Linked DNA regions of Homo sapiens: region 2 is linked to region 1. The links are chromatin loops, found by intact Hi-C in ENCODE. Cell type or tissue: heart left ventricle. All regions are shown on one strand. Links, peaks and the distances in the headings refer to the core of each region. The heading gives the core; the rest is flanking DNA.

Region 1 (16,930 bases), core at 7,106-15,105:
TCTCTCTTTGATAATCCTTAGCATTATCACTTAATGTAAGAAAGAACAGGACAGGGAATTAAGTAACCTCAGTTCTCATCCTGCTGTGCAACTTTGGAAAAGTCATTTATTTCTGGGCCTCACTAACTGTGTCTGTAAAATAAAACCATTTTAGAATTTGGGAGCTGAAATGGACCTTTGAGATCATGATCTTTATAGTTCCACCCAGTTCTAAAGTCATATTTACACAAACATCAACTTTTAGAGAGGGAATATATTCCACGTTGAGAAATGTATTACTTTAACGGATGTAACAGGATATTTTGTTTCCTGATTGGAATAAGTTATCACTTTTAATTTTAGAATAAGTTTCTACAGATGTTTTAGCATTTCAATAAGTGAATCCTCTTGCTCCTGCTCCCATACCCTTGCAATTCAACACAATGACTACTCTTTTGCTTATGTAGTCAAGTTCTCTATTTACATCAGTTGAAAGAATTTCATTATCCTACAAAGTTACAGATGCTTCCAATTTTAAGGCATAATGTATTATAATCAATTTGGTTTTCTTGTAATAATAAAGCCTTGTCAGTGACCTGCTTGGCATGATGTACAAAAAAAGAGAGAAGGCAGAATTCACAGTTATTCTGAACTTTAGTATTATATTGACATTCCTGGACCTCTGATATAATTTAATTCAATTCACATTTACTGAGAATTGTATCTGATTTTGTGCCATAGCATAAGTTTCCTAGGGGCATCTTTTTATCCTAAGCACAAAGCACAATGTTTAGAACTTAGTGGGTTTTCAAAATGTTTCCAGAATGACTATATATAATTCACGGTCTCTGCTTCCAGAGAGCTTATAATATAGCAGGAAAGATGGAAATATGACAAATGACAAAATGAAATAAAATACTAAATCACATGGCGGTGTCTGTGTTATACAGAGTGGCCACCAGAGATGTTAATGTTGTAAACCCTGGAACCTGTGAATATGTTGTTACACAGCAAAAGAAAACTTAGGTTGCAGATGGAATAAGGTTCTGATCAGATGACCTTAAAGCACATGAGCTCTTAAGTCAGAATGAGAAAGACAGAAGAGTGAGTCAGACAGATGTGACATAAGAAAAAACAGATACACCTTCATTGGCTTAGAAGAGGTAGAAATGGGGTCAAAAAAGCCAAAAAAAAAACCAAAAAAAAAAAAAACAAAAAAAAAACATGGGTGAATGCTAGAAGCACAGAGCAGCAAGGAAACAGTTTCTTCCGTACAGCCTCCGGAAAAGAACACGGCCCTGCTGATACCTTGATCTTAGCCCACTAAGACTCATTTCAGAATTCTAACCTACAGAACTGCGAGAATACACTTGTGCCGTTGTTTTACGACACTGTTTGTGGTATAATAGTTTGTTATGGAAGGCAGGGGAAACGAAGCTGACGTCACAGAATTAGTTTCACCTGTGAAAAGGCTTCACTGTACTGGTATTTCACTGAGCCCTGAAAGGTTTGGGTGCAGTGGAGGAAAACAGTTGTCTGGAGTTAAATTCTCGCTATTTCAAATATGGTCCTTTCTGAACAGCACTGGTGGAAAATGCCCAATTTTTGGAAATGCGAAATGTCACCTTGGAAATGCAAAATGTCACCTCAGGCTGCACAACAGACCTACTGAGTCAGCATCAGCATTTTAACAAGATCCTCAAATAATTTGCATTCATATTAAAGTTTGAGAAGCACTAGGTTAAATTTAATAAAAACTTTTTAAAGGTGCAGAAATCTTTGATTCTTCTTTTTTGACACACAAATGGTTGGAAAAAAGTATTTAAACACACCAGGTTGCTATTTGTTACCACTGCCAATAGGAAAAATAAAAAAAATCTGCTCTTAATGAAGAAGGCCTTTCACCCTTTAGTAAAATCCATCTGCCCCTACGTACAAAGGATTTTCCTTCTTTGAAAACTCCCATGAGTTGAAAGATTATAAATGTCAAGATTTTATTACCTTAAATAAATATTAGAATCCCTGGAAGAATACTCATAGAGCCATCTTGTGGAGGACAAAATAATTTCAATCACAATACATTTTCTTTAATTACTTTAATATAAAAGACAGCAGTTTCACATTTCACATATTTGAAAAACATTTCAAAACCCTCTAACAAGTATTTAATGAAAATAAATTTATCGAAGAGAAACAATGACCACAAAATTAATACTACCAAATCATTACTGAGACTTTTTGCATTACAATATTTGGAGAGTAGGTGAAGAAAATATAGAACAGAACATGAACATTTTAAAATGATATTCCACCCAAGCTTTATCTTTTTGCTAAATCTTGTGGACACTAGAATATATATTCAAGATGTTGGTAAAGATATTCAGCAAGCCATACTTCAAAGATGTTAAAACAGCCCTCCACCAATAATATGGCATTGCAAACCCTTCTATCCCATCCCTTTTCAGTTAAAAGAGAGAATATTAACAGAGATTTAGTAATAGTGACCAAAATAAGAAATCAGTATAGTCAAGAAAGATATGTAATTATTCAACATCATTTGGTACGGATAGATCAATGCAACTCACTAAGTGGACAACATTGTGAGGGGAGTGGGTAACATGATTCAGAGTCCTGTGGGTAAATTCATATGCAATAATCTTATTCCAATCAATCTGTAAAGTAAAAGCACTACATCCACATTAACATTATAACATCTTACAGTAATATAAAAGCCAAATCATTGTTGGTACGTCATTTTCTTTAAAGTGAACAATTTAAGAAAACTTCACAAGAGTCTGCACTTTGGAAAGATACGATCAGAGTACACAGTAGAGACAAAACAGGCATCTTCATTGTAATTTTTTTTAATAAATAAAAGCACATTAACAAAAAAGGAAGGTAAGCAGCACCGGAAGCCTTTGACGTTTGTAACTAAATGCTGGTACTCAAATGGTCTAGCTGGTTAAGTTTCACTAGGAGGCGCAAAAAAGGAGCCGTTTTTGACTTAACATTTTAATTCTAGTAGAGATAAGAAGAGCTTGTGTGGGCTTACAGTCCTTCACCTGACTGTCCTTCACCAGTGAGTAGCATACCAGTTCTTCAAATGTCCTATACTTTGGAAAGCAGACCCGACTCTGGAGCACTCGCCTTAATTAGATTCTGAATTTCCTTGAATTTTGGATGGTCCTTATCAGCTACCAGCTGAAGCAGAACAGCCTCACTCGTGGTCACTATGATCCCGGTTCGAGCGAGACGCTTGAACAAAAAGATAAAGGCAAATCAAGAAATAAGCATGAGAATGAACACTATTTCAGAAGAGTAACACTATGCTGGGATGCAATAATTAGTGTCCTCTACTGAAACCGTGGTTCCCAGCCATACCATCAAGTTCAGTGATGGGGATGGATTTCAAGACCAGGCATACCACAAAGTCAATATGATTATTCTTAATATTAGTAAAATGGAGTAGAACGAGTAAAAGGGAACAGGTAGCCAAAGTTATGACATATATGTGCCCAGAACAGGAAAGTCATCAAGGCAAATGACTGTAAAACATGAGATGAGAGAGAGAAAAGGAATGGTTGTTACTACGTGCCCATCACTGAACATCTGGACATTTAGTTGCTGCTATTTCCTGAACACTCCTGGCAGGTTTGTGCTTCATGTCTTACTCATTCATTGACTCAAATGAGGGCTGCTTGTGACTTCTAAATTTATTAAACTTTTATTTCTATTTCTACTACTGAGATTTTTTAAAAGGTGCCTCTGTCCACTTTTCCCCCTCTGTAGTTTAACTGATAATACATGAGATCGTGATGCATATTAATACTTATGCCTGGCACCCCTGGCATTTTGTAGCTCTTCATGTTTTAAAAATCGAGGGGAGCGTAATATTTTAAAGCTCCATTAGCTGTACTACAGATATAATTGTAGCTGCTAGAACATTACATTAGTAATTTACTATCAAATTTCATATAAATTGTTTAATTGGATTAAAACTACTATAAGAATTAAAATGATGGTTCTTAATTTCTTTTTACTGCACCCAAACATCTGACCTATAGCATATGAGTCCTTCCTATAATTAACAGTTCCCTTGTCTAGAAATGACTGGTGCTAAAAGAGCTCTCTCTGTGTCAGGAGACTCCCTGGATGATAAGAGAACCACCACTACTGCTGCCATCATGAACATTTTAATACCACTAAACAAGAGTGTAAAATTCAAGGTTGTGTAAAGTTTCACTGACAGGTCAAAGAATATCCTTGCCAAACTGCCCCAGTGGAATCATAATACTAAGGACAGAAAGCTCAAGGAGGAAAAGAGAGACAGAAAGGAGAAGGCAAAGGGGAAAGAAGGGAAGGAAGAGAGCAAAGAACAGAAAGTCGGGGGTAAAGGGTAGAGAGAGGAAAGGAGGAAAATAGAAGAATTCTATAGCACAGATTCATTCTCTGGATTTATGTGTTATCAGAAATCCCAGGGAAAAAAAAGACACAAACTGTTATCACAAAAAGCATATATGTAAAAAGCATGAAAGAGGAAGTGGTTGGAAACAATTCCTAGGTAAGTCAGAGGCAAAAACCCAGGAAGCCCTTGCATAGCCAAAATATCCTTGCAGAGTGTAAGTCAGTCTTCCTTCAATGGCTGTACATCAGCAGACTGAACCTTTCCACTGGCAGACTCTTTATTTTTATCCGTAATGAAGTATAAGGGAGTATAAGCCATAACCTACTTGTCAGAAAGCAAGCTTGGACCTTAATGACCAGTACAGAAAAGGGTGCAGAGCAGCTAACCAGAACTTTGCAGCAATTTTTTAAAAAAAACAAAATAAAACAAAACAAAAACAGCAGCTATTTATGGGGGGGTTGGGGGCCTGGAGTAAGGCCATAAGCTCAGACACACACCAGGGGTGAGTTATCTCTGAGTATTTTTTTAAGACTTCTGGAAGCCCTAATTTCCTCCTCCTTGCTTTATAGTCAGCTGATTAATCATATCAAAACCATTCAAAAATATGAAAAGATCGTGTGCTTGCTTCAGACAGAAAGGCAGATAATAAATATGATAAGCTGCAGTCCAGTTGTGTGAAAACAGCACTGAATGTCAAGTCATTCATGTCCAGCTCTCCCCATCACCAGCTGCCTGCCCTGCTCAGCCCTGCCTTCCTTACTGCTCACTGTTGAATCAATGGACTTGCAATGATTCAGTCTGAATCAAGGACTAAATCACAGGCTTTCAATGTCTGTGAGAGTGCTTTACACTGTATACTCCAATGTGCCAATAAAGGTTAGTTCTCGATAATCTCCCCAGTTCCTTAGTGAGACAGGAAAGATAAATCTGTTCCCAGGTCTAAGGAAGGAATCTGGTGACGCTACAAGAAGCCTGTCTACAATGCCCAGCACTCCCTAGTGCTCTACTGACCTGAGCCTAACAAGCCTCAGTGATGCTGAGACTCAGGTGGCCATAGCAGGGGCAGAGTGGGAAGTGTACATCACAGAAATACATTTTAGGAAAGTGACACCCATACACTATCACTTTGCTTCAAGATTGAAATGTGGCCAACACTGACTGGGTTTTAAAATCATCTAGCCAGGAACCTGTGTTAGGGAAAGGTGTAGCTTAGCAAATGCAATGGTTTTCAATCTGGCTCTTAGCCATTCCCACAATGCCTGCCCTTTCCCAACCAAAGAACGTGCCTGAGCAGAGAAAGAACAGCAGGAGCTTTCCAGACATACCTAGCAAGTCCCTGCCCACCATCCTGACAATGCTGGTCCCAAGTCCACTTTCTCTCCTGGCTTAAAAAGGGGCAGTTAAAACTCCAGCCATTTAATGCACACAGGTACATGTGCATTAGACTTCTGAAGTTCTCCCCTTACACTTGCAAAACTAATCCAACTAGGCCAAAGGAAAAGAAGGATTGCTCTGACCCACAAACCTAAAAAATGCATGTGCACTAAGTCATGAAAGCCTCAGAGAGGGGGGAAAAAGACTAAACCCATTAGATTTCCAAGCAACACTAAAACTCCCCGGAAGTACAAGGACATCAAGGTCAAGAGAGGATTTTATTCTCTTATTCTTCATGCACTCTACAATTGTTAATTGAAAGGAGTAATGTCTTTCAGATGACAAATACCCAGAAAACATTTCTTGAATAAAGCACATGCCACAGACCCTGGTACAGTGAAGTTTCAATAATGCAAACTATGAATCTTAAAATAATCTTAACAGGCAATATAGCTAGTCTTGGGAATTATCTTCAGTAGTTATGTTCTACAGGAATAGAGAGGAAGGGGAGAGGACCACAATGGTATTTTAACTTTCACACTTATGGAAACAAACCAGAACACTTAACATTGCCCCCTTCCTCAAATTTAGGAACAAGGTATATCGCCTCCGTATCAAATCAAGACTAAAAGGAAAAAAATCTGCAATATGGCAGGTGTTCCCTATCAATCACCACCTGACTTATCTATGATCGGTTTTCCCTTTCAACCTCAACACTTTAACCCCAGGCAATGTTGGTGCTCCAGGCCCTTCCAAATCCACCCCAGACAACAGATTCTTTCCCTCCCTTCTCAGAACTTCCAAGAACTAGTCCCTTCTGGGTCTTAGAGGTTATATACTTACACATTTCTGGTGACTAACCACGTGAAGACAACAATCAGTAACAACAAAAAAAGCAGCAGCTAACATCTGAGTATTTACTATGTCATGCACTGTCCTAACTGCTATCAATATATTATCTCATTCCATTCTCACAAAAATCCTATGATCTTGTTGCTATTATCATTTCCATTTCACCAATGAGAAATCTGAGGCATAGAGATTACACAACTTGCTCAAAGTCACAAATTTACAAAACACCAGAACCTGCCTTCAAACCCACATTATCCCCACATTGTGTGGATTCCTAATCCGAGAGATTACAGATTGCCTCTAAAAAGAATGGTTCAGATGGGAATTGTTTTTAATCTTGAGTCTTGTGCAAAGACAGAATTGCCAATCAAAATTTTGTCATTAAGTTGCCATAACAAAGACATATCTAAGAAAATATGAATGTAGGAGAAAAGTCCTTGAAAAAAGTCCTTTTTTACAAGCAAGGAAGTTTGTTTTGTGTTTTTCATTTTTTATTTCCAAAGTTCTGGACCTCAGCATTACAATAAAGGTTTATCCACAGTGGCTGAAAGAGCTGCTGGCTGAGGTGGTGAGGACCTGACAATGAAGTATTTAAACTCAGGTTACCAGGAAAACCTGAAAAGTAGGAATTGATTAACTCATGACTATAAGAATAGATTAAAGGTCTGACCGGGCACAGTGGTTCACACCTGTAATCCCAGCACCTTGGGAGGCCGAGGCAAGTAAATCACCTGAGGTCAGGAGTTCGAGACCAGCCTGGCCAACATGGCAAAACCCCATCTCTACTAAAAATACAAAAATTAGCCGGGTGCAGTGGCAGGCACCTACAATCCCAGCTACTCGGGAGGCTGAGACAGGGAGAACTGCTTGAACCCAGGAAGTGGAGGTTGCAGATGAGCCAAGATTGTGCCACTGCACTTCCAGCCTGGGCGACAAAGCAAGACTCCATCTCTCAAAAAAAAAAAAAAGAAATGGATTAAAGGTCTTTGTTGAGATTGGAAGAAGCAGCAATACTTAGTACCTAACTACCAGATAATCTAATAGCCTAATGGACTTGAAAATAGCTAAACAAAATAAATAATTTCTATTTGTAATCTCAGTATAGGATTCTGCTTCAGCAATAACAGAGAAGGGAGAGCCAATAAGGACCCTAAAACACCTGCTGTGGCCAGCTACCTGCCTGCTTCCCACCACCCTGTGGCCCTGTACTCATCCCTTCTTTCCTCTGATAAGGCCCTCCCCTTTCTCATTTGCTCTACCTTACCACCCTGGGGAACACAGTAGGCTAAAGGGATGAGTTAGCATTCCTACTACAGACAAGGCAGTTCACAGGCCAGACTGTGCATAGAACACTGGAGGGTCTCAACAAAACAAACCCATGTATTTCCCATTCTCAATAAACAGTTAAAGAACTCAGCAATTAAATTCACATGCACATTGCTCTAAAATTATTACAAAATTAGAACTAAATATGAGAGAGAGAGAGATCAAACGACAATATGGAGTGAATATTTCCCAAGATTATGTGGTAGTTTGCTTTTTAACAGTCTTGAAAAAGAAAATGCTTGACATCCTACTGTTGGGCAATGTTGACAGAGAATTACAGACTCCCTGATTCCATGGGACATGGTGACATTCTAATGCCAAGACTACCATGAAACACTGGATGTGAGTGGTGTCCACAGTCAATGACACACCACTTAGTCCCAGAAATTCAAGTCTGAGGAAATCTAATAGTCATCTCTGGTTCCTGGATGCCACCCCACCCCATACCAAAATCCATGGATGCTCAAGTCCCTGATATAAAACAGCATAGTATTTGTATATAATCTATGCATATCCTATATACATTAAATCATCTCTATATTACTTATAATACCCAATACAATGTAAATGCTATGTAAATAGATGTTATTCTGCCCTATCATTCTATTTTTATTTTTATTGTTGTGATGTTATTTTTTATTGCTTTTTATTTCTGATATTTTCTATCTGTGGATACAGAAGGTCCACTATATATTAAACTGGGTTAGGCCTGCTCTGCTCTAGCTTTTGGCTAAATGAGTTAAACCCAACTGAGCTATTTTTAATTTGCAAACCTCTAAACAGTTTAGGTTAGGCTTCTTGGAATATCTCCTAGTTCACGTATAAAACTAGGGCAAACGTATGACGAAAGATGTAAAGGAGTTTGTGGCAACGCTAGAAACCTTGATCTAAGGAGGAAACGAGACATAAAATAGGATATGGTGGTGAAGCCTTAAGGGTCAGTCAGTGCACAGTTGAAATCAATTAGTCTGATATTGCCAGACCAACTCAAATTTAGGAGGTAAACCTTTCATTACTGTTAAATATCCAGTATTCTTCTCATTTATTTGGAAAACTTGACAAATGATCTATTCCCAAGCAGGACAATTACCTCGAGGGCAAACATCCTGTCCATCATGCTTCTTGATGAGGTGGCATCAGCAACAATGTGAACCTCGACTCCTCGGCCAACTAGCTCCAGGGCAGTTTGTTGGATGCACACATGAGTCTAGTAGGAAAGTACAAGAATCATATGTAATAACATAATAAACTAAAAGTAGTTTACAAATGTACAACAACATGATAAAGCAGACAGAGCACTACAGATCATCTAAGGACCTTGTTCTACATCTAGTTTTGCTTCTAATTAGCTAGATAATCTGGAGCATAAAACAGTATCTCTGGCTTTGGTTTATTCATTTGTAAAATCAGGAACTGAATTAGGCCAATGTTTCTGATACTAAGAACCTTAAACATATTCTTAGAGTTTTACAAGAATTTGTTAAAGATTTTGCTCCATGTGATCTGGATGACCTTCACATAGCTGATTTACTAGCACTCAGTTTTGGTGCGACTTTGAGTTTTTTTCTTCATTCACCCTAAGTGTCCAACATGAAGAATGAGTCTTCAGTCTTGCAGACTGAGAACTTAGTGGGAAAACTGAGTCATTATGAGGCACTCTGTAGTAAAGGTAGGCCAAGTGAAAAATAACTTATGACACGGGAAAAAAATACCCAGTTCATATCATCCGCAAATGTATTATACAGATTCCATCTTTGTAAGTACTAACTTGTGTCAATTCATTAACAGATACTATAGAGTGAAAACAGGCTGCAACAATGACTGAATCATGTATTACAACCAATGAAAGTACATTTCAATGATGCCACGTCAACTTTATCTTCACATGACAAGAGCGTTTTGGAGAATTATCAAATGACACCTCATTAAAATTAGCATTGAAGGACCACTCAAAGATAATTGTGATTGAGCATAAGGTCTAATGATGATGAACAAGCAAAAAAGGTGCAAAGCCAGCAACAGCACTTGGTACGACATATTTATACAAAACAGGCTTCTTCTTTACTGTGCCAAAATACAGAAATATTGAATATACATCTAAGCCTGAGGAAATATCTTTCTACTGTTAAAACCTACTACTATAAAAGTTACCTTCAAATTGTCATAATCACATTAAATTAATATTTTGATTTCATTGTTTTAGTGGTTTTTTCTTAATTTTTAAAATTTTAGTTTAATAGTTGTTTAAAAGCTAGGAATAAATCAATTGAAATCAGCAATAGGAATCCATTAGTATTTTTCCCCTGTAAAAAGATACATACATGATTTGAAGGACAATGAACTACATGACCTCCAAGGTTCTTCTAGCACAAAAATATGACCTAACTGAAATCCTACAACACATACATTAAAATAATGCCTTTGGTGAAAATGTATTCCAAAAGTAGTAGTTAAAAATACAGGACCAAGAATCAATCAGCTTACATACATTCAAGTCAGTTACACAACATCTCGGTATTTTAGTATCCTCTTTAATATGGGGAGACTACTGAGTATTTAGCTCTTACTTGGCTTAAGGGACTTAATAAATAAACAGCTATAAAATGTTCAGATCAGTGCCATGCAAATAGTGAACATAATACATGGTGGCTACCTTTCCTCATTATTACTGCCTACCTGGCATACCATATATGAAATTACATTCCACAAATATTGAGTTTTCTATAAATAATATTGTGCCTAAATGATAGTAACAGGTACTTACTTCTACTCCAAATAATACAACACTCCTGACTCCGGGAATCTCTGCTAATGCCGCTTCTACTTCTGGTAATACCATTGAAAACTTGGTCTTTGGAAGTACCAGTTTTACACCTGTTAAATCAATTTCTTGAACCGTGCTCCCAAGACCTTTAGGGTATTGTTCTGTTACAATAACAGGAATTCCTAAAATCCGGGCCCCTTGCAACTGAAAAAAAATAACCAAACACAAAAACAATTAGCTATATACATATATGTGTATATATGAGTGTATATGATGATTCAGCAAATATGACCAAATAAGTAAACAAGCATACCAATCTCTGTCCCACGCTAATAATATCCCCAAAATACTTGATGGCTGGTCTGAACCTTTCCTGCATATCACAGCAGAAAAACACAGTGCTTGAAGGTGTAAGATTTCCCAGGGTAGTGAGCTGAGGAAAAAAGAAAAAGAATGATTTAGCACTTGTTGTACAATGACATTTATTTTCAGTGGAGGTCAATAAAGGAAGAAAAATGGTCCTATTGTTTGAGCCAGTAAGTCAATTTCTACCGCTATTATCCAAAAAAAGTATCTGAATTACAGGAAAAAAAAAAACTCAAAAAGATGTTCTCTGAATTGCTTTTAATAGCGGAAATTAGAAATGAACCAGCCAACAATACAGATATGATATAACACATTTTAACACATTCACATGACAAAACATTTTTTAGCCAATTAAAAAACATATGTATATGTCTTCAAAGAATTCATACCATCCATGGAAAAATACTCATAATGTTAATTTTTAAAAAGTGCAGTTCAATAGTATTTCAATAATGTAAAAATATGAATAAAAGTAGTAGTACATTACAATATTAACAAGTGGTTATATAATTGGGGTGTTGGTAATTTCTTTTTTTATACCATTCCTATATTTTCCAAGTGTTATTTAAACACATTTCCTGAATGTTATTTAAAGAAATTTCTTTATAATCAGAAAAAGTGTTACAATAGAAAAAAAATCTGATGTTGCTGCTTGTAAGTATAAAAAGTAAAACTTAAAATATCTGTAGCAGGAACATAAAAACTAAAAACAAAAAACAGACAGAAGCAAATCCAGAATTACTGCTATCATCAAGACAGAAATATGAAAATGCTATTCTCAAGAATAATTTTTAGAGTTCAAACAAAATGCAACGAAATGATACCAAGCACACCACTGCTGTTAAATGAACTGTCGTTTACTTCACAAGGAAGAGACCTATATTTGACATCTCCATTCTTAAACTATAGTTATCACGATAAGGAAAGTCAATGAATTAAGATGAAAAGTGGATATTAGATTACCAAACCTCATATTAGCTGCTGTAGTTGGTCTATAACAATTTGGGCCCAATATGGATCCACCAAAAAGCAAAAATCACCATTAAATATGAGAATTTACTCTCACTGGATTCTTAAAAGTCTGAGGTGCTTTTCTTTCTTTTGCAAATTGCAGGAAGTACTGTAAAGGATGTGTTCTGGTCCTGAATGAACCATTATCAATACCCTTACTAGCCGCTCCCTTAAATCATCCCTCTAATTATCCTACTTTGTTTCCCCTAAAACCACCTACAGATAACTATTATTAATAATATTCTAAAGGAGTCTGTGTCTGGATTACATGGTGTGGCTTCACCACCAACACAGCCTTAGACTCTCCTTAGTATCTCTGCAGGGGTTGACTCTCTGGAAACAATTACTACATGAATTAAATTAACCATTAAGAAATCTTTAATCCTTAATGATATAACTGTTCTAATTGGTTTGCACTTTGTTTTATCTATGTCCTGGTCTGAAGTACCCTGGCACTTTAATCTCCCTCTGGTACTGACTCTATAGATGTGTATTAACTAGCTATGCACAATCCAATACCAAATTCATGTTAGAATGTGAGAGCCATCTGTAATTCTTACTCTATGTATAGGGTTTTCCTACTTTTCCAATAAAGCATGATTAAAATAAATTCTCAAGCATATTATATGTTCTAGCTTTGGCTGTTTCTTTGCTTAATTTTAAATGCAAGTATTATGCCTCTGCTTTGGTCATTTTCAAAAGCAGTGACTAGGATCTTATATACAAATATAAATGCATTGCTGGGAAGGCTAATTTTTGTGCATTTAGGATACTATTTTAAAAACCAATCACTAAATTCTCTGTAAACATCAAATATTGACTCAAAAGGCTCAATATCTACATTTTTATAAATTTGAATCATGGACTCGTAGGCATCCACAATGTGTTTAGGGCACACTACATAAAGCAGTTTGCCTGCAGCAGGCCTACTGAAATAACCATAATGCAAGTAAGCCAGTCTCACCGTTTCACAACAGGTGAGAACCAGCAAAAACAAAAAAAAATTTGAAAAATAAAATTCCTGGGCAGTTGCGTAAATGTGGTGGAGGCCATTCACTAACATGCTTAGAGCTTACACTTGCTTAGAATTCCAGCTCTCAGATCCTATTTTATACTGTATTGACTACCTCTGTATACATTCCTAACAAGTTTCATTGTCTGGATTCTAAATTAACAGAAGGCTATAAACAGCAAATCAGAAAGGAAACTGCTGGAGGCAGGCAAACTGATAGCAGCAAGAAATGATGGCTGACAGAGAAAAGATTCAAAATACAATAAAAACAGATCAAAACTCAAATAATGCTACAGTCTAGACCTCCAGTGGAAGAGTAAAAAGCTGTTCTAACTTATAAATTAGGAAAACATCATTCCAGCACACTCATTAAGAAAACTGTTAAATTATATATTTCAGAAGGACTACATTATAAAATGGTCAAGATATTTTTAAGTTGAGGTGTTTAAAAGAATAAATCCTTACCTACCCAGGAATCCTAATATCCAGAGTTGTGGTCTCCAGTTCTTGCTAGCTGGTGTTTCCTGCCCTTCATTTTAGCTATGGGTTCTGGACAGGGGACTGCATCAGATGTGTCATATTAGACACACATTGAGGAGGTCAAAAATACAGCCCTAAAATCCTCACTGCCCTGGGAAATCTCTCTAGTATAGGAACTTACCATCCACAAACTCAGTAAACAAAGAAACCATAGAGAATACAGTGGCAAGGCATGTTTTTAAAGCAGAGTACAGGTTACAATTTACTGAATAAAAAATACCCTACCTTTCATAGACATTCTCCACATGCTGTTGAATATGATGTGGAGAGTATCTATGTAAGGTGTTTAACTCCCAACATCCTCTTGAATGTGGCTGCACTTAGTACTCTGCTTCTTATGAGGAGAGTATAGAGGGGGAAGAGTAACTTTACAATGGAGAGACCTGACGACTGTGTCTCAGCCAGGTGATCAAGATTAATGTCATTAATGACATCATGTTAATAACATGTACCTTTGATATGATGTAATGAGAATGACCCTTGTGACCTTCCTCTTGAAATTTCACAACCCCGATCCAACAATGAGAAAAACATCAAATGAATCAAAATTGAGGGACATTCTACCAAAATATCTGACCAGTGCTCCTCAAAACTGTCAAGGTCATTAAAAACAAAGTTGAGAAACTGCTATAGACTAGAGGAGCCAAAGGAGACAAGACAACAAAATGTAATTGGTATCCTAGTTTGGATTTTGGAACAGAAAAAGGACATTAGGGAAAAGCTAGTGAAATATGAATAAAGTGTGGTTTAGTTAATAGTAACGTACCAATGTTGGTTCTTTGGTTGTGACAAATGTACTGCAGGAATATCAAATGTTAATGTTAGGGAATCCAGCTGGGCATGGTGGCTCATGCTGGTAATCCCAGCACTTCGGAGGCCAAGGTGGGAGGATCACTTAAGCCCAGGATTGCAAGAGCAGCCTAGGCAACACAGTGAGACCTTGTCTCTACAAAACATATTTTTTTGAGACAGAGTCTCACTCTGTCGCCCAGGCTGGAGTGCAGTGGCGTGATCTCGACTCATTGCAACCTCCACCTTCTGGTTCAAGCGATTCTTGTGCCTCAGCCTCCCAAGTAGCCGGGATTACAGGCGTGCACCACTGCACCCGGCTAATTTTGGTACTGCTAATAGAGATGGGGTTTCACCATGTTGCCCAGGCTGGTCTTGAATTCCTGGGCTCAAGGGATCTGCCTGCCTTGGCCTCCCAAAGTGCTGGGATTACAGGTGTGAACCACTACACCCAACCCAACCATATATATATATATATTTTTTTTTTTTTTTTTTTTTTTTTTTTTTTTGATTAGCTGAGCTTGGTGGCCCAGCTCCTCAGGAGGCTGAGGTGGGAAGATCCTCTGAGAACGGGAGGTCGAGGCTACAGTCCAGCCTGGGCAACAGAGCAAGACCCTGTCTCACAAACAAACAAACAAACAAACAAACAAAAACAATAGGGAATCTGGGTACAGGAATATAGGAACTCTCTGTACTATCTTTACAACTTTATTGTAAATCTAAAGCTATTCTAAAATAAAAAGTTAGTTTTTTTTTTTTAATGGCCTCCCTATGCTATGATATTTGGGGGAATAACGTCTATACCTTACAAACAGAAAGGAACTTTTGTGGCTACCAAAAACATACTGAAAAACTTTAATCATGTCCAACCAATCCTCCCAAATCCTCACCCCAAATCCACATGAATTCCAACAGGCTGTTAAAATCATACAACTCTCTAAATTTCGGAAATTTCTTACTTTGACTCATGAAGTTCTCTTAAACCAAAATCTTTAAGGTAATTAAAAAATATCGCCAGTAGCCAAACATTTACATGTTGCAACTGTAAGACAGCCAGTCCTGCCTCAGCAAATTAAAAGTGGACTGGACCAAATGTCACCAGGAGTAAAAGCATAGCAATTACAGATCTATGCATATTTAAGGAATATAAACAAATCACATATAAATATATGTATCCACACACCTTCGTATATCTATATGCCTACACATAGTCCTACACACACATTTGCACATGATACATATACAAATATATATATATTTAAATATAAAAAGTTGATCATAGCCAATGGCTTCCTCAAGCAAGAGTTTAAGAGATCAGATTCAAGTATAAATATTTTGTCTACTTTCTTAAGAATTGTCATAGCTGGGATTTGACCTTAGATTTCATACTCAAAAGACTTTTCACATCACCCAGCCCATAGCAAATTACTATAGGGATTTGGAATAATTAAAATTTGAAACTGTAAATGCGATGTTTAAAAAATTTGGTAGTCAATTAGAGTCACAAAATAGGCATGATCTGTTTGGGAGAAAGTCTGGAAGGGGACCTGGGGCATCGTTATTTCACTCCCAAGTGTTTCTGAGGAAATCCGATGACCACAGCTATAGTAAGGCCTGGCTCCAATGTCAACTCACTTACAACAGAGGTCTGTGATGTGACTCCCCCAGGTTACAAAGATCCCCTTTATAGCACAAGCCTCAGTAGGCATTAGAATCTGAGTGCAAATCTCAATTTCACTAATTTCGATTACATGAACTTAGGTAAATATCTCCATATGCAATTTCCTTATCTGTAACACAGCAAGAAAAATAGTATCTACATCATAGGGGTATTTCAAGGATTAAATGGGCTTCATATAATCAATCAATAAATGTATTAGGCTATTCTGATGTCCCTCATATATTAAACACTACACTCTAAAACTTAGCATATGTTAAAAAACTTACCCTCTAATGAGGATAAATATTTACAATTAAGATCCCTTTAGAAACCTATAAATATATTTATAGGAATGCTAACATTGCATAACTTGTTATGTTAACATAATATGCAGAATAAGGAAAGTGAATCATAAAGTGATTTATAAAGTAGATTTCCAGATGTTACCAAGACCTTACCAAATCACTAAGACAAGATTGTTCCTGGAAAAACAGATCAGGGACTTTTTAATTTAGGCTGTGAAATAATACTTATTGGCTCTTATTTTTACAACATATTCACCTATTGTGAACATTGATGTCACTGGCATAAGGTTACAACCCTAGCTTATCAGTTAAGGTATGAGTTTTCTAAATCCCCAAGGGACGCCAGCTGTCTCCACCCACCCCAGGGGTGAGGACTGAAGGATTTCTTAAGACTGTGCCTCAGACTGGGGTGAAGGTGAAGCTAGACAAGCCCAGGACCACAATGACATTTGAATCTACATTGGGATTCCCTTGGTTAGCTAAATGCAAGAAAAAAAATTCAAAATTCAGATCATAGCTCCTACTCTCAAACACAGTTTATTTATAG
Region 2 (16,930 bases), core at 6,047-14,046, 1.2 Mb after region 1:
CTGGCCTCAAGTGATCCACCCACCTCGGCCTCCCAAAGTGCTGGGATTACAGGAGTGAGTTACCACACCCAGCCCTACTATTTTTTACCTAAGTATTTAATATCTTGCAAATTGTGCTCTAGATTTTATTTTTGTGCTTATTCATTTCTTAGGGAATACTCATTAAAACAAATAATCATTCAAGACTTTCTGATATGGGAAAAGGCATAATTGGCTAGGAGATCTGGATTCTGGAGCTAGCTTCAATCTTTTGATCTCTCTGGGCGTTGGCTTTTCTTTTCTGTAAAATATGAATTTGGACCAGAGCAGGAGCTGTGAAGGCAATGTCAGTAAGCAGAATCGGCCTGTGTAATCCCATCAGGAGTAATAGGAGATGGGGCAACTGGAGAGAACTCATTGCATTTAAGGGGTGGCCACTGTTCAGCTCTAACCAAGGATTGCCATGCAAGAATTCAGACCCACTGTTAGAAGAAGGTGGTGGGGGAGGGAGACCATCAGGAAGAATAGCTAATGGATGCTGGGCTTAATACCTAGGTGATGGAATGATCTGTGCAGCAAAATACCGCAGCACACGCTTACTTACGTAACCAAACTGCACATCCTACACATGTACCCCTGAACTCAAAATAAAAGTTGCAGGGAAAAAAAAAATTCAGCCCAGAGTTGCCAGATTATATAACTTTTCAAAGGAAGCTGGAAATCTTGTTTGCAATGTGAAATCTCTTGATTGTTAAATGGTTGAGACTATTGCAAAGTATCTAACATATAGCATGGGCAAATACTTTAAGGAACAATTAAAACACTTTGGTTGGCTGGATTTAGCCTATGGGCGAATTTGTGGCCTCATTAACAACCTTTCTAGTTCTAAAATCTTACAGATTTCTTACTTTTGTCAGCTATTTAGATCTTATATTACCATACTGGTGACTCCAGGCACCTGGAAACAATGCAAGTAGTAACTTGGAGAAGCTAGTTACTTAGCATTCCTTTATAGATTTAGATTCTTATTCATTTTCAAAGGGAATATCCTGAGAAGGTATTCAGTAGAATCTAGCTGTGGAAACTTACATTGTCCATTCAAAGTTAACATGTCATGGCTAATGACTATATTTATATAAATGAGTTAAAATTAGATAGGATTGGCCAGGCGCGGTGGCTCACGCGTGTAATCCTAGCACTTTGGGAGGCCGAGGCGGGTGGATCACGAGGTCAGGAGATCGAGACCATCCTGGCCAACATGGTGAAACCTGTCTCTATTAAAAATACAAAAAATTAGCCAGGCGTGGTGGCAGGCGCCTGTAGTCTCAGCTACTCGGGAGGCTGAGGCAGAAGAATGGCATGAACCCGGGAGGCAGAGCTTGCAGTGAGCCAAGATCACACCACTGCACTCCAGCCTGGGTGACAGAGCAAGACTCCGTCTCAAAAAAAAAAAAAAAAAAAAAAATTAGATAGGACTAAAGTATCCGAGCAATCAGAATGCCCACGAGTCATTAAGTCTATCCTTTAAGTAGTAGGGCCTGTATTTCCATGTCATATACACCTGCAATGGAGATAGGTAATTAGAACAAATAAACATTTCAGCTTTGTCTCAACTCTTTTACAAACCGCAAAGGCTTAAGCAATTTTCCTTTATCTTTTTGCTATAATTCATTCCATCTTTAAAGGTTTGGATTTTTTTTCCCAAAGTTTAGTTTTAATTTGGAATGAAATTTTTTTTTCTTTAATTTCAACTTTTATTTTAGATACAGGAGGTCTGTCTTAAATGTTAGAAAAATTAATGCATTATTGCTGAATTTTTAAAAATAGGCCATTGTGTAACTTACAAAGCCTGGTTTGGTATATATATATGCAACATTGACACCCCGTCCCCACACATACTTAAGTGTGAAAGATTCAATTCAGAAAGGTTTTGTTGGGCTGTATTTATAAATGTTTATCAGATTTCTGTCCCTTATGTTAAACTATCCTTTGTCATGTTGATGTTCTGGACAAGTTAGTAAGTTCCAGTTGGCATTTTATATGATACTGGCTCATTTGATATTTCCAGATTATCAAAAGCCTACGTGTTTATAGAAGAGTGTAATAACTCCTCCCCTTCCCCTCTTTTTGGAAGAGGTCTACGGACTGGAGATCTCTAAAGGTATAGTGAGAACACACTTGGACTGCAGTGGGTGTCCTTGTTCTGTTTTACTAATCCCAGGACTATGGGCAATAAGACCTAGCATTTGTTGATTCTCTGTGTGTCAGATGCTTTATATGTGCATTGCTCCCAATCTTACAACCACCTTGCAAAGTAGCTATTTTGATTCTCATATTAAAGTTGAGGAAATTGAGGCTCAGAGATAGTAAGGGACTTGTCTGAGTGACTGAGCTGGGATCTGGTCCTAATTCTGTGTAGTTCCAAATCCATATTCTGTTCATTACTTCCTGGTGCCTGCCAGTGTAGCTGGGTGGAGAGAGGGTTGTCTGGACCCCAGTTTTCTCATCTGTAAAACATGGGAGTGGACAAGATTATCGCTAAGGTCTGCTTGACTTCTAACACCCGATACTGATATTTTAGGGCTTTCTGCTATGGAGACTATGACTCATTCTTAGGCGAAACCCCCTTTGGATGTTTTCAGATATCTCCGATCCTGGCTGAGATTTTCAAACAGGATGTTGACAGATATACTTAATATTAATCTTGTCTCTTGCGGTATTTGGATTACTGCCAATTCTGTGTCACTCGAGACAATGGAGAGCATTATTTTCTCTGTTCTTTTATTTTCATACAAACCTACTCTACACTGTTTCTCTTCCTAACCCTGAGCTATGTGTTTCTATTTAACCAGCTCTTGCATTTAAAAATAAAATAAAATCTTTATTTGCACATTTGGCCAACTATAACACAGATTTCTGAGTACTTTATTTAAATTCATAATTATTCAATTTCTCTCTAGAACAATGCCACATCTTCATAAAACTAGTCAACAATGAGAAAATGATGTCAGAGGACTGCACTGCCAGTTGCCAAGTGAACTACTAGAGCTCACAAAGATAAAATTTAAAATTTCTTCCACATCACCTACATACCTGAAATGTACATATGCACTTCTGATTATAATGGAAACATATTTTGAGTTCATTTTAGATTTTTTAAAGGCATTTTGAATCCACACTACAGCTCAACTAATGTCAGCATCTTAGATACTAAACCAATTTCTCTATAAATTTAGAAATAACTACATCTGTATTTTTCTGTTCTGCTAGTTCCATCCAGGAGTTAATCTTTGTCATGTAATCAGAATTACATGGTAACAAAACAACAAACAACAGCACCTTAATTATCTCAGGATTGTCTACCTTTTCTTTTGAAATCATGTGTTTCTATGATGTTTAGTCTCTAATTTTAGGGCTTTCTCCACTGCTCCAAGTATATGATAGCATCAGATAATTTACAATTTGATTATGACATAAGCACATAACAATCTTCAAATGATAATTATTGTAACCAACATTCTTTATAGCTTCTTGGCTTTTTTTAGACTTAGTAATTTGCGCAACATCTTTCATTTCCATTCCTGTTAATAGTACTCTGATAAAAACCCAATAGTACTCTGATAAAAAAAAGACAGTACTTCTGCCTGTCTTTATGCAAGGCAGCAGTACTGGGTAATGTGGGAGGATACAAATATGCTGAAGATGTAATATATACCCTCGAAGAGCTTGTGGTCCAATGGGAAGAAATGGACAAAAATTGTTAGGTAACCTAAAAGATAGTAAATGCCATACATAAAAGCACTATCAGTTGAATACCATCATCTAGATGGAGTAGAAAGAACCAGAATGTGGTGGATTAAACAGCAAATGAGAGGGAGGTGAAGAAGTGAAGATAGTGTGTGGAGATAATCTTTTCAATATGTTGACCTTATTCCAAGGTGAGAGTGGGACAAAGAGACTGAGAAATGAGGCATCAAAGGAAGTTTTTACAGAGATGTGAAATACCAACATGTTCCTATGCAGATAGTAATGAGCTAGTAAAGAGAAGTATATGATGCATGCATGAGATGAGGCAAATAAGTACATCACTGGAAAGATGAGAATGATGAGTGTGGAGCACTAGGTGGAACGAGAGACCTTAAATGGGAGGAGGGACCCTTCTTCCACTCTAACAAAAAGCAATCAGGAGAAAACAAGTGAAGAAGCAAGAATTTAGATTTGGTAGTGGAAAGATGAAAGATAAGAATCCCTCACGGATGGCTTGTGTACTCTCAATGAGTCATAAGTAAGGTCATTTTCGGCTGGGCACAGTGGTGCACACCTGTAATCCTAGCACTTTGGGAGGCCAAGGCAGGCGGATCACCTGAGGTCAGGAGTTCAAGACCAGCCCGGCCAACATGGCAAAACCCTGTCTCTACTAAAAAATACAAAAATTAGCCAGGAGCGGTGGCAGGCACCTGTAATCCCAGCTACTCTGGAGGCTGAGACAAGGAGAACTGCTTGAACCCGGGAGGCTGAGGTTGCAGTGAGCCGAGATTGCGCCACTGCACTCCAGCCTGGGCGACAGAGCAAGACTCTGTCTCAAAACAAACAAACAAGCAAGGTCATTCTCCTGGGTGTACATAGAGGGGATGAAGAGAGAAGTTTGAAGAGAAGTGTGAGGGTACAGAATAGTGAGAAAGCAATCTATGGGGAAAAAAACATGGCTGCTTTGCTGAGCAAAATTATGTGTTCATCTGAGATCTATAACCATGCAAACAAAGTGAAACCAACCAGGTAGCAGTGGAGAACAGAGATAGATAGCTTCCACCAGATGTTTTGTCGGGCAAATGATGGAGACAGGGAATATGAGTATAAGAAAGAAAGTTTTAAGAAATAAATCTAGAAATAAGTGTTGAGGCCAGTTCATAGAGGGCCCTGAATGTCAGGCTAAAATATGTTAATTTTATTTCACAGGCAATGGGAATCCATGAAAGAATTTTTGACTGAAAATGATGTTCCCAAAACTGTCTTCCTACATAATTAACCTGTCTTAAGTGTAAAGCACTGAGTTGGTTAAAGAAAAGAAATTATGAGACTATCTGTGAAGGACCAGAGATTAGATAACGAAGCTCTAGATGGCTAGATGAAGGTAAGCAACAGTGGACTTGAGCCAGACCAATGAAGGTTAAATTCCTAAGCCTTTTTTTTTTTTTTTTTAAATACAGGGTCTCTCACTGCCATTCTGTTGACCAGGCTGGAGTGTAGTGGCATCTCAAAACACCAATCTTAGGTTTTACAATAGTGATGCTTATCTACAGGAGCAACTGGGAAAGTCACAAAATGACATCTCACTGTAGCCTCGACCACCCAGGCTCAAGTGATCCTCCCATTTCAGCCTCCTGAGTAGCTGAAACTACAAGCATGCACCACTACACCCAGCTATTTTTTTAAAAAAATTTTTGTAGAAATGGGGTCTCACTATCCTGCCTAGTCTGGTCTCAAACTCTTGGGCTCTAGCCATCCTCCAGCTTGGCCTACCACAGTGCTGGGATTACAAGTGTGAGCCACCATACATGGACAAGAGATCTTCGCATCTGTGAGATCCAGATCCATTTGGTGGGAACATCAGACCACATAGGAGACAATGCTAAGCACTAGACCAGAATTGGGCAAGGTATTACCTAAAACAGATGGAAGCAAACATCCATCAGGGGACATATTGATTAGTTAAGGAATGCAGTAAGAACCAGAAAAGTTACCTTGAATATTGGATCCAAAAAAAAAAAAAATTTATAAAACTGTTGACCAGTGGCATGGCCAGAGGAGGTCAGGAAGAGTTCAGAAAGAGGTGTGCAGAATGGACAGGTTCAAAGTGGCTGAAGGGATAGGCATGCCAATACAGGGGCCAGGTGCTGGCCCAGCGTGCCAACTGGGGTAGGGAGGCCAATCAATTTAAAGAGTAGAATAGAGGTTGGGCATGGTGGCTCACACCTGTAATCCCAGCACTTTGGGAGGCTGAGGTGGGTGGATCACCTGAGGTCAGGAGTTCAAGACCAGCCTGGTCAACATGGTAAAACCTCATCTCTACTGAAAATTCAAAAATTAGCAGGGCGTGGTGGCGAGCTCCTGTAAGCCCAGCTACTGGGGAGGCTGAGGCAGGAGAATTCCTTGAACCTGGCAGGCAGAGGTTGCAGTGAGCCGAGATGGTGCCACTGCACTCCAGCCTGGGGACAGTGCAAGACTCTGTCTCAAAAAAAAAAAAAGAAAGAAAGAAAAGAAAAGAAAAGGAAAAAAAAAGAAATATGCATGAGAAATCAGTCATTTAAAAGGGATAAGAGTATTTACTTATTTATTGCCTTAGATTAAATTAACCAAAAGGAAAGCTGATATAATTGAGGCAACAGAAGACTTGTAGATCTATCAGTTTTCTTCAGGAATGTTTTCAAAGGATGAAAGCTTTTTTATATAATAGAAGTAAAAGCGTTCAGCAGCATGTGCTCATGAAAAAGGAAAAAAGAAAACCTCAAACCAGTTTCCATTCCCATGAGCATTTATTCTGATGTGAATTCTTAGCATCTTGGTAGTGCTTTATTGATGAATAAATTAAGGTACTTTATTTTGTTTGCCATTATTTCCACATATGTATCTTTGTTTAGAACCCACAGCTTCTGCTAAATAAATTACCTCCCTTTGGCTTCAGATCAAAAACAACCTCAAAAGAAGGTCATCTTTTCTGAAATTCAATTATTGACTCTCTCTTGGGACTTACAAGGAAAAGTTATGGCTATGAAAAAGAAAAGATTAGCCCCTTGTATCTGGAAATTTTGTTTATAGCATCAAGATAGATGGATTATATAAGGTCTGGTTTAAATACTGTCTTCTTCTGCCACAGTTAATAAAACTAGGCACTGATTCTCACATTCAGAGTAGTCAGCTGTGTATTTCCCTCAATTTCTTTGACAGTGTCTTAGATTTGTGGAGTTAAGTACATTCTATTAAAAATTAGTATGTTCAATTCTAACTTTTGCTTCTATGACTACATGACACTTAGTGGTTAACATCCATAAATGAGAACAGTTAAATAAACGTGGCATTTCCATTTTCTCCTGCAATCCTATATGAATTAGAAGTATAGTGATACTAGATCTAGTATTCAGGAGCATGGTCCTGATTTCAAATATCTTTGAGTATGAATGTAAATTTATACGTGAGAATTTATGTCAAGAGATGTCCTGACTTTTTTTTTTGTTTGTTTGAGCCAGAGTCTCACTTTGTTGTCAAGGCTGGAGTGCAGTGGCGCAATCTCGGCTCATTGCAACCACTGCCTCCCAGGTTCAAGTGATTCTCCTGCCTCAGCCTCCTGAGTAGCTGGGACTACAGGCACCAACCACCATGACTGGCTAATTTTTGTATTTTTAGTAGAGGTGGGGTTTCACCATGTTTGCCAGGCTGGTTTCGAACCCCTGACTTCAAGTGATCTATGTACCTTGGCCTCCCAACGTGCTGGGATTACAGGCGGGAGCCACTGCACCCGGCTGTCCTGACTTTTAGATCTAACAATACGATCACAATACATATATAAGGTATTAAAAATTGAAAATTAAAAATATGTATTTTAAAGGAGTTCTCATGTTGAAAGCTTGTTAATCTTTAAAAAATAGTAAATAAGGTTGGGCGCGCTGGCTCGTGCCTGTAATCCCAGCACTTTGGGAGGCCGAGGCGGGTGGATCACGAGGTCAAGAGATCAAGACCATCCTGGCCAACATGGTGAAACCCTGTCTCTACTAAATATACAAAAAATTAGTCGGGCATGGTGGTGAGCGCCTGTAGTCCCAGCTACTTGGGAGGCTGAGGCAGGAGAATGGCATGAACCCAGGAGGTGGAGCTTGCAGTGAGCCGAGATCGTGCCACTGCACTCCAGCCTGGGTGACAGAGCAAAACTCTGTCTCAAAAAAAAAAAAAAATAGTTAATAAAAATTATGAATTAATTAATGTTACACATAATTTAAAATGAAAATGAATAATGTCTGGTTGTGGCAAAACCTTACAAAAATGAAATAAAAATTAACTACATATTGTCAGAAATTTTCCAGAGGTTTTGGCAGTCATCCAAAGTTACAAAAACCTATTTACTCTGAAGAGCCATCAAAATTGTTCTGGTCAGCTGGGATAAAGGGACTGGAAGGCATTGTTTTTCAAATAGGTTGATGTATTGTGAGTCAACTTAGAGGATGACACATTTCCCTGAAGTCAGAATCCTATTATAGACAGCCTAGTGTGATAAAGAATTTTGCCATCCTATTGCCTTATACATTTGGGGATTTTTTTTTTTTTTTTTTTTTGAGACAGAGTCTCTCTCTGTTACCCAGGCTGGAGTGCAGTGGCACGATCTCGGCTCACTGCAACCTCCACCTCCTGGGTTCAAGTGATCCTCATGCCTCAGCCTCCAGAGTAGCTGGGATTACATGCATGCACCACCACACCCAGTTAAATTTTGTATTTTTTGGTAGAGACAGGGTTTCCCCCTGTTGGCCAGGCTGGTCTCAAACTCCCTACCTCAAGTGATCAGCCTGCCTCGGCCTCCCAAAGTGCTGGGATTACAGGTGTGAGCCACCACACCCAGCCTTTTTAAGAGTTAAGATAATATAGATTATAACATAGAGATTCTATAGAGCTAAGTTTTATCCCCTTGATCTGTCTTGTAAGTACTTGTTCTGCCTTTGAAGACTGGTAACAATTCTTGTTTTCTTTCATTCCTGAAGCATACATCTATTTCTCTTGCCATTTCTCTTTGCATCCTTTCATTTCCTTGGCCTCAGCAATCTACCTTTTTGAGTTACAATCAATCAATTTACCATTGACCCTTGAACAACACAGGGGTTAAGGTTTCTGACCTCCTGCACAGTTAAAAATTCACATACAACTTTTGACACCCCCAAAACTGAACTGAACTACTAATAGCCTGCTGTTGACTAGAAGCTTTACTGATAATATAAACAGCTGGTTAACACAAATTTTATGTGTTATATGTATCATATACTGTATTCTTATAACACAGTCATCTAGAGAAAAGAAAATGTTATTCAGAAAATCATAAGGAAGAGAAAACATATTTAGTATCCATTAAGTAGATAAATGGATCCAAGATCTTCATCCTCAGCATCTGAGGAGGACGAGGAAGAGGAGGGGTGGTCTTGTCATCTCAGGGGTGGCAGAGGCAGAAGGAAATCTGGGTATAAGTGGACCAGCACAATGCAAACCTATGTTGTTCAAGGGTCAACTGTATAATAATACAAGTTCAGTCTGTGACTGAGGGCTCCTCCTTCCTTTGTTTGCCAAGTTCTATTCAAAGTTCTCTAGAATAGGAATGGGGCTCCTTCCTTATTTACCAGGAAAGCCAGGGAAAAAAGTAGCCCCGGAACATGTCTTGACCATCTTTATGGAGCAGATGCTCTATTGGTGTGCCCAGATTCAGATGATAGCTTGGCATGGCAGGACTTCCAGGTCTTAGTGGAAAACTGGGGAGTCGGGGACATTTATAGCCACAGTTTCTGGGATTAAGAAAAGCACGTGCAGAAGAGCAGTAACATTTTCAGTCTTGCCAGACCTGTTTCTTATGCTTGCCTGAGTTAATAATACACTTTTTCTGGGATCCAACTGCATACGAGGCAACTAAGGAGCAATGAATGCTGTTCCTCTTACATTTCTTCTTTTTAATCATATGTTCTTTGGCAAATATCAAATTATGGCTTTATTTAATTGAGGAATTTAGAGGCATAGTAGGGTAATCTGGTCCAAGCCAGTGTATCTTTAGAATACCATAGTAAATTACCATATACACATAGATTACCATAATGCACAGAGGTATATATCTAATATACATATTAGATACATATAACATTATCCCACTGGCCAGAAATAAATGCTGTGCCTTCATACAGAAGTCTCCTGCTTGTCCAGCAGGATTTGGTTTTGTGCATCCTTTCTAAATTTGATTTGATAAGCTCAAGCTCCCTAGAAGTATCTACTCTTTCCTCCAAATGTATTCATATGACCAATGTAGCTAATCTCTATCCTTAACCTCCTATAAGGAAACACTGAGTTACTAAATAAAATAATAGTGAGGTTTCTGGGGAGCTACAGGAGAGAATACCATTCACTTTTTCTGCTTTGTCAACAAGTGGTTTATACCAGGGACAGCTGCTCCACTACTGACAGCTGGCTGCCAATTGTTTGCAACCCCAAAGTCTCCAATTCAGCTTATGTTGACAAATTGATGTCCATCTGCTGATGTTTGACAAAGGAGTGCCCAAGACTGTTCTGCAAATATCCTGGAAGGAAGTATCTTCCTCCCCAGCTCCAGTCTGAGCTATTTAGCAGCATTCCCAAGCAGTACATGCCCTTCAGGTAATCAGAGCAGTCTCTGTAGCTAAGAACGAAACCTTTGAAATTGATCAAGCTCCAATTCCCTTGTGCTTTGTCTGACATTTAGCTGGTGCTTGCCCTTCATCCAACCTCTCTGGATACAGAGGGAAGAAGACTTTTTTTTTTTAAACAAACAAACAAAAAGTACCATTCCTAAGGAATGGACAGAAGGAAGGGAACACCATTTCCTGATAATGGTATAATTCCAAAATTAGTCTTATAAACAAAGGAGGGAGGGGACCTTGACATCATTGAATTCCCACAGCTGGTGTAGTTAGAAAACACTGGACCCCAACCAAAAATTTCAGGGTAGATCTTTTTGCCCTTTGTTAATTACAAAATAAATAGATTTCCAGACCTCTCGCAAAGGAAGGACCTAAATAAGTAGTGTAAAAATGATAGGGAGAAAAAAGAAGAGAAATGTTGTACTTTCCTGACAAGATAAAACAGTGGATGGTTGTCTTCTCCAAGTTTATAAGGTTTAACTAAAACAGGTTAGAAGGCACAGTGAGAGGTGTATTTTGTCTTCTATCCAGAAAGCTTCCCCATCTTCTTTTATCTGATAACACTCCCTAGCCCTTCACATCTGGCACATGACTCAGGTGTGGTCCAGGATAATATCCCATTGCCTTGGCCGCAGTAATTGATCTAAGGAGTTAGAAAGTGGTATGAGCAGGGAAATCAAATTCCTTCTCTGAGATTTCCTTGTAGACTGTGGAAGCTCTGTTACCTGGAGTTGGGTGTGAATTAATGTTCCTTGATTGCAAGTACCATAAGCCAGTGCTAACTACCTAAGGAAAAAAAAGAATATATGGTAATGATATAAGATAGCTTTCTGTATTTTTTTTTTTTTGAGATGCAGTCTCTTCCCTCTTCTTTTTTTTTTTTTTTTTTTTTTTTTTTGAGACGGAGTCTTGCTCTGTCGCCCAGGCTGGAGTTCAGTGGCACAATCTCGCCTCACTGCAAGCTCCGCCTCCCGGGTTCACGCCATTCTTCTGCCTCAGCCTCCCGAGTAGCTGGGACTACAGGCGCCCGCCACCACGCCTGGCTAATTTTTTGTATTTTTAGTAGAGGCAGGGTTTCACCGTGTTAGCTAGGATGGTCTGGATCTCCTGACCTTGTGATCCTCCTGCCTCAGCCTCTTCTTTCAGTAACAGAAATCATGCCTCTGTTACTGAAAGAACGGGGAAGTGGTTCTGAGTAGAAACAACAAATGTTCACTATAGACTGTTAAGCCTGGACAGCCAAGGGACCCTTTCCCTTTCTGTGCCTGCAGTAGTCCACGTGGGGTCAATAGGCAAGGAGGGGCCATCGGAGGAGTCTAGAAAGCCCGCGGTTCAGCCTCCTTACCAGCCTGAGCGGCTCATACATCCCTTTCCTGCTTCAACTAGTTTCATTTTGGTTTCTGTCACTTGCAACCAACAAAGTCCTGATCAATGCTTAGTTTTTACGTCAGTGCTATTTAAGCCTACAGGTCTCTAAAATGACATTTTGAAAATCACAATCACACTAAATTTGTACATATTGAATTAGGCCACAGCCTCCAGCTGGAAGAAGTAACATTTCCTGAGATCTTCTGTGCAATAAATCTCTAAGCTCTGCAGGGACTCCTGAAACAGATGCTTATCCTTGCGGGAAGTTCTGAAATCAGGAAGAAGATTTTGGTTTAGGGATATAGTGGCTCTATTTCAGGAAAATACTTTCAGTGGACAAAGGAAGAGATAACTAACAGGCAATCTCTGAATGAGACCTATAGATTTTTTAACATTTAACTTTTTAGTTAAATATGAGCTATTTCTGTAAGGCAAATATCAAAACTCCTTAGGAATTTATCATATTTAGAAAGTACACCTTTAACTGATCACTCCTATGCTCTCTTATTTTTTCCCACTGTTAATTGCTGGTGTGTATTGGTCTAAATGTAAAATATCCCATCTTGGTATAGCTTCTGTATCTGAAAGTTCAGTGGTAGTGCTGTAAAAGTAAATTCCTTCCTGCAAATGGTGGGATAATGATTCCTGTGGGGGAGACATCTCTGCCTTTTGTTTTCATAAGTTCTTGTCATTTTCTGTCAAGGCAATAGCACCCTTGGACATAGTAGAGAGTAGGGAGCAGAGTGCAAAAACACTGTGCTTTTGACTACATATCAACCTGAGCTCCATAAAGTCTGATGATGGTGAGCAGTGGTTTTTGACGAAGTCCCAGCATCTCAAACAGTGAAATTCCAAGACCAGACTAGTTACTTTCTTAGAAAACCCTAGGTAGACTGGTAAAACAAATATCTGTTTTCAGTGGTGAAAGAAGGTTACCTGTAGAACTCTTGGTCAAATAATTGGTTGCTAGTCTGGGGAATAACAGCTTTGAAAGAGCTAGGCTGGGAGAAATTAGAAGAGGAAAAGGTGACATTGTTCAACAGACCTACACCCAAGTGGACAACTATTCACGCCTAGTCTTATTCCAATAAATATTAACATGACCTCTCTCTAAATGCTTGGAATGCTGCCAACTCAAGATTTTATTTAGGCCCAACGCACTTTCTTTAAAATACACTTACACTTGACAGGGTTGTTAGTCAGTGTTAGTGAGGATTGCTTTAATCACTGTTTTTTTATTTTCTAATGGAGATAAAGTTCACATAACATAAATTTCACCACGTTAACCGTTTTAAAGTGTACAGTTCAATGGCTTTACTATATTAAAAATACCGTGCAACTATTGCTATATCTAATTCCAGAACATTTTTATCACCTCCAAATCCCTCTTTTCCTAACACCTAGTTGCCATAGGAACTTTGATCCTGAGGAATTTCACAGGTGGAGAGGTAAAAAGAATATTGCAAGAGAGAGGTTTGAGCTGAGTGCCTAGGGGTGGGCATCATGATAAAAGATACACTTTAAAATATTAATGAGAATTGGCTCTGGGGTGTCGGCAAAGAAATATATTTCCGGACTTTCTCAAGAATGTAGGATAGCAATAGTTTGATACTTAAAATAAATGGGATAAGTTGTGTAGTGTTTAAAAAGTTATGTGTCACTGAAAAATCACTAAAATGTCAATCCCATTACAGGCTTCCCCTCAAAAGTGTAGCTGGCTCGATTCAGACATTGAGTCTTGGATAAGTCTACCCTGGAATGTACCAGCACTACCTGAGGAGTACCTCCTTAATGGGAGTAAAACAAAGAGGTAACTTTAGAGTTGCCAGGACTTTCATTGGGATAATGGGGACATGCATGTGTAGGCTAGACACCTTGGCCTCCCAAAGTGCTGGGATTACAGGTGTGAGCCACCACAACCGGTCACAAGGATTGTTTTAAAATTTAACCTTAGGTTCCTGCATACTGAAGTGTACCAAAAGGTGGACTCAAGCTTTGAAGGGATACAATAGGTGTTTTACTGAGTTCTGCTAAATAGAGCTGTAAGCATTTCAGGTGTGGAAATGATGGAAGGAATCCGCCTTGGGTTGTGATTATTTGAACAAAGTAAAATCAACAAACAACACTCAGGCTGTAAGTAAGTTTCCTGCTGTGCCAGTTTTGTAATAAAGGGGCTTTTCTTTTCAGCTGAACTTTCCATCGACTTAAATCGTTTATTTCCTTGGAGGTAATTTAAGCACACTGCCAATGAAATAGTTTACTGTGTTTATGTTTTTAAAAAGAAAGAAGTTTGGTAGCACACTGTTTCATTAATTTGAATATGAATATGCCTAAAAATATTCCTAATATTTTGGAACATCCCTCTGATCCCTCTGATCAGAAGACCTGAATGACAGACCTGAATGACCTATAGACTGCTTAGAAAATGAACCAAGCAAGGAAAAATCACACAGAGGTAAAAAGGAGTTCTAATTTATTTGGAAACATTTCATTAATCTGCTTGTTAGAACTGTAAGCATCAGTTTGTAACTATAACAGAGAAATAGCTGAATATTAATCTAGGTAACAAATGTCACTTAGAATCAACACTTTTTTCCCCTTCTTGCCATATAATTGTTACAACAAAGCAAGCCTTCAGAGTAGGTGACCATGTATCACTTACTGAAGGCTAGAAGGGGACTCCTTTTCCAAAGTGGTTCACTCTCTATTTATCATGGGGTCTGAAATATTTATTATGGGGTCTGAAATTATACCACTGGAGATTTATTTCTTAGATCATGAAGGTCTTTTGTTCATTGAGAAGAATCGACTTTTAAAGTACAAATACCCATGGTATGGGTTGCTCATTAAGTATTACACTGTATGTATGTATCTATATTTTATTTTATTTTTTGAGCTCGAATCTCACTCTGTCACCCAGGCTGGAGTGCAGTGGTGCAATCTCGGCTCACTGCAACCTCTGCCTCCTAGGTTCAAGTGATTCTCCTGCCTCAGCCTCTGGAGTAGCTGGGATTACAGGTGCCCACCACCATATCCAGCTAGTTTTTGTATTTTTGGTAGAGATAGGGTTTCCCCATTTTAGCCAGGCTGGTCTCGAACTCCTGATCTCAGGCGATCCATCCACCTCTGCCTCCCAAAGTGCTGGGATTACAGGTGTGAGCCACCGTGCCTGGCCTATACTATATTTTAACTTGACCACCAGCTGAAGGTGTATTGGAGATGTTTTGTTTTTTTTTTAATTTATTTTCATTTTATTTATTTATTTATTTTATTATACTTTAAGTTTTAGGGTACATGTGCACATTGTGCAGGTTAGTTACATATGTATACATGTGCCATGCTGGTGCGCTGCACCCACTAACTCGTCATCTAGCATTAGGTATATCTCCCAGTGCTATCCCTCCCCCCTCCCCCCACCCCACCACAGTCCCCAGAGTGTGATATTCCCCTTCCTGTGTCCATGTGATCTCATTGTTCAATTCCCACCTATGAGTGAGAATATGCAGTGTTTGGTTTTTTGTTCTTGGGATAGTTTACTGAGAATGATGGTTTCCAATTTCATCCATGTCCCTACAAAGGACATGAACTCATCACTTTTTATGGCTGCATAGTATTCCATGGTGTATATGTGCCACATTTTCTTAATCCAGTCTATCATTGTTGAACATTTGGGTTGGTTCCAAGTCTTTGCTATTGTGAATAATGCCGCAATAAACATACGTGTGCATGTGTCTTTATAGCAGCATGATTTATAGTCCTTTGGGTATATACCCAGTAATGGGATGGCTGGGTATATACCCAGTAATGGGATGGTATTTCCAGTTCTAGATCCCTGAGGAATCGCCACACTGACTTCCACAATGGTTGAACTAGTTTACAGTCCCACCAACAGTGTAAATGTGTTCCTATTTCTCCACATCCTCTCCAGCACCTGTTGTTTCCTGACTTTTTAATGATAGCCATTCTAACTGGTGTGAGATGGTATCTCATTGTGGTTTTGATTTGCATTTCTCTGATGGCCAGTGATGATGAGCATTTTTTCATGTGTTTTTTGGCTGCATAAATGTCTTCTTTTGAGAAGTGTCTGTTCATGTCCTTCGCCCACTTTTTGATGGGGTTGTTTGTTTTTTTCTTGTAAATTTGTTTGAGTTCATTGTAGATTCTGGATATTAGCCCTTTGTCAGATGAGTAGGTTGCGAAAATTTTCTCCCATTTTGTAGGTTGCCTGTTCACTCTGATGGTAGTTTCTTTTGCTGTGCAGAAGCTCTTTAGTTTAATTAGATCCCATTTGTCAATTTTGTCTTTTGTTGCCATTGCTTTTGGTGTTTTAGACATGAAGTCCTTGCCCGTGCCTATGTCCTGAATGGTAATGCCTAGGTTTTCTTCTAGGGTTTTTATGGTTTTAGGTCTAATGTTTAAGTCTTTAATCCATCTTGAATTGATTTTTGTATAAGGTGTAAGGAAGGGATCCAGTTTCAGCTTTCTACATATGGCTAGCCAGTTTTCCCAGCACCATTTATTAAATAGGGAATCCTTTCCCCATTGCTTGTTTTTCTCAGGTTTGTCAAAGATCAGATAGTTGTAGATATGCGGTGTTACTTCTGAGGGCTCTGTTCTGTTCCATTGATCTATATCTCTGTTTTGGTACCAGTACCATGCTGTTTTGGTTACTGTAGCCTTGTAGTATAGTTTGAAGTCAGGTAGTGTGATGCCTCCAGCTTTGTTCTTTTGGCTTAGGATTGCTCTAGAAAACCCCATTGTCTCAGCCCAAAATCTCCTTAAGCTGATAAGCAACTTCAGCAAAGTCTCAGGATACAAAATCAATGTACAAAAATCACAAGCATTCTTATACACCAACAACAGACAAACAGAGAGCCAAATCATGAGTGAACTCCCATTCACAATTGCTTCAAAGAGAATAAAATACCTAGGAATCCTACTTACAAGGGATGTGAAGGACCTCTTCAAGGAGAACTACAAACCACTGCTCAAGGAAATAAAAGAGGATACAAACAAATGGAAGAACATTCCATGCTCATGGGTAGGAAGAATCAATATCATGAAAATGGCCATACTGCCCAAGGTAATTTACAGATTCAATGCCATCCCCATCAAGCTACCAATGACTTTCTTCACAGAATTGGAAAAAACTACTTTAAAGTTCATATGGA

Evidence for each region. A loop is a pair of places that touch in the nucleus more often than their neighbours do. Peaks named below come from ENCODE experiments on the same cell type or tissue, not always from the same donor. Only the 100,000 strongest peaks of a DNase experiment are listed, where the experiment ranks them.
Region 2: a loop joins it to region 1, with 7 times the contacts of the local background. A loop is called at or near these places in 2 of 110 quality-filtered maps.

What each region holds. Positions count from the first base shown.
Region 1 is chr5:129,099,159-129,116,088 of GRCh38, reverse strand. ISOC1 (isochorismatase domain containing 1) reads right to left here. Exons shown (of 5, transcript NM_016048.2): 2 at 11,014-11,133; 3 at 10,701-10,904; 4 at 9,027-9,143; 5 at 2,061-3,234. The coding sequence ends at 3,088. Among named protein-coding and RNA genes, the nearest start is that of MIR4633, 9.9 kb to the right of the region's middle. In heart left ventricle, for the core only: no CTCF peak of the experiment used is centred there; no DNase peak of the experiment used is centred there.
Region 2 is chr5:127,878,702-127,895,631 of GRCh38, reverse strand. All of the region lies in intron 6 of CCDC192 (coiled-coil domain containing 192), which reads right to left. Among named protein-coding and RNA genes, the nearest start is that of CCDC192, 180 kb to the right of the region's middle. In heart left ventricle, for the core only: no CTCF peak of the experiment used is centred there; no DNase peak of the experiment used is centred there; H3K27ac peaks cover 812 bases.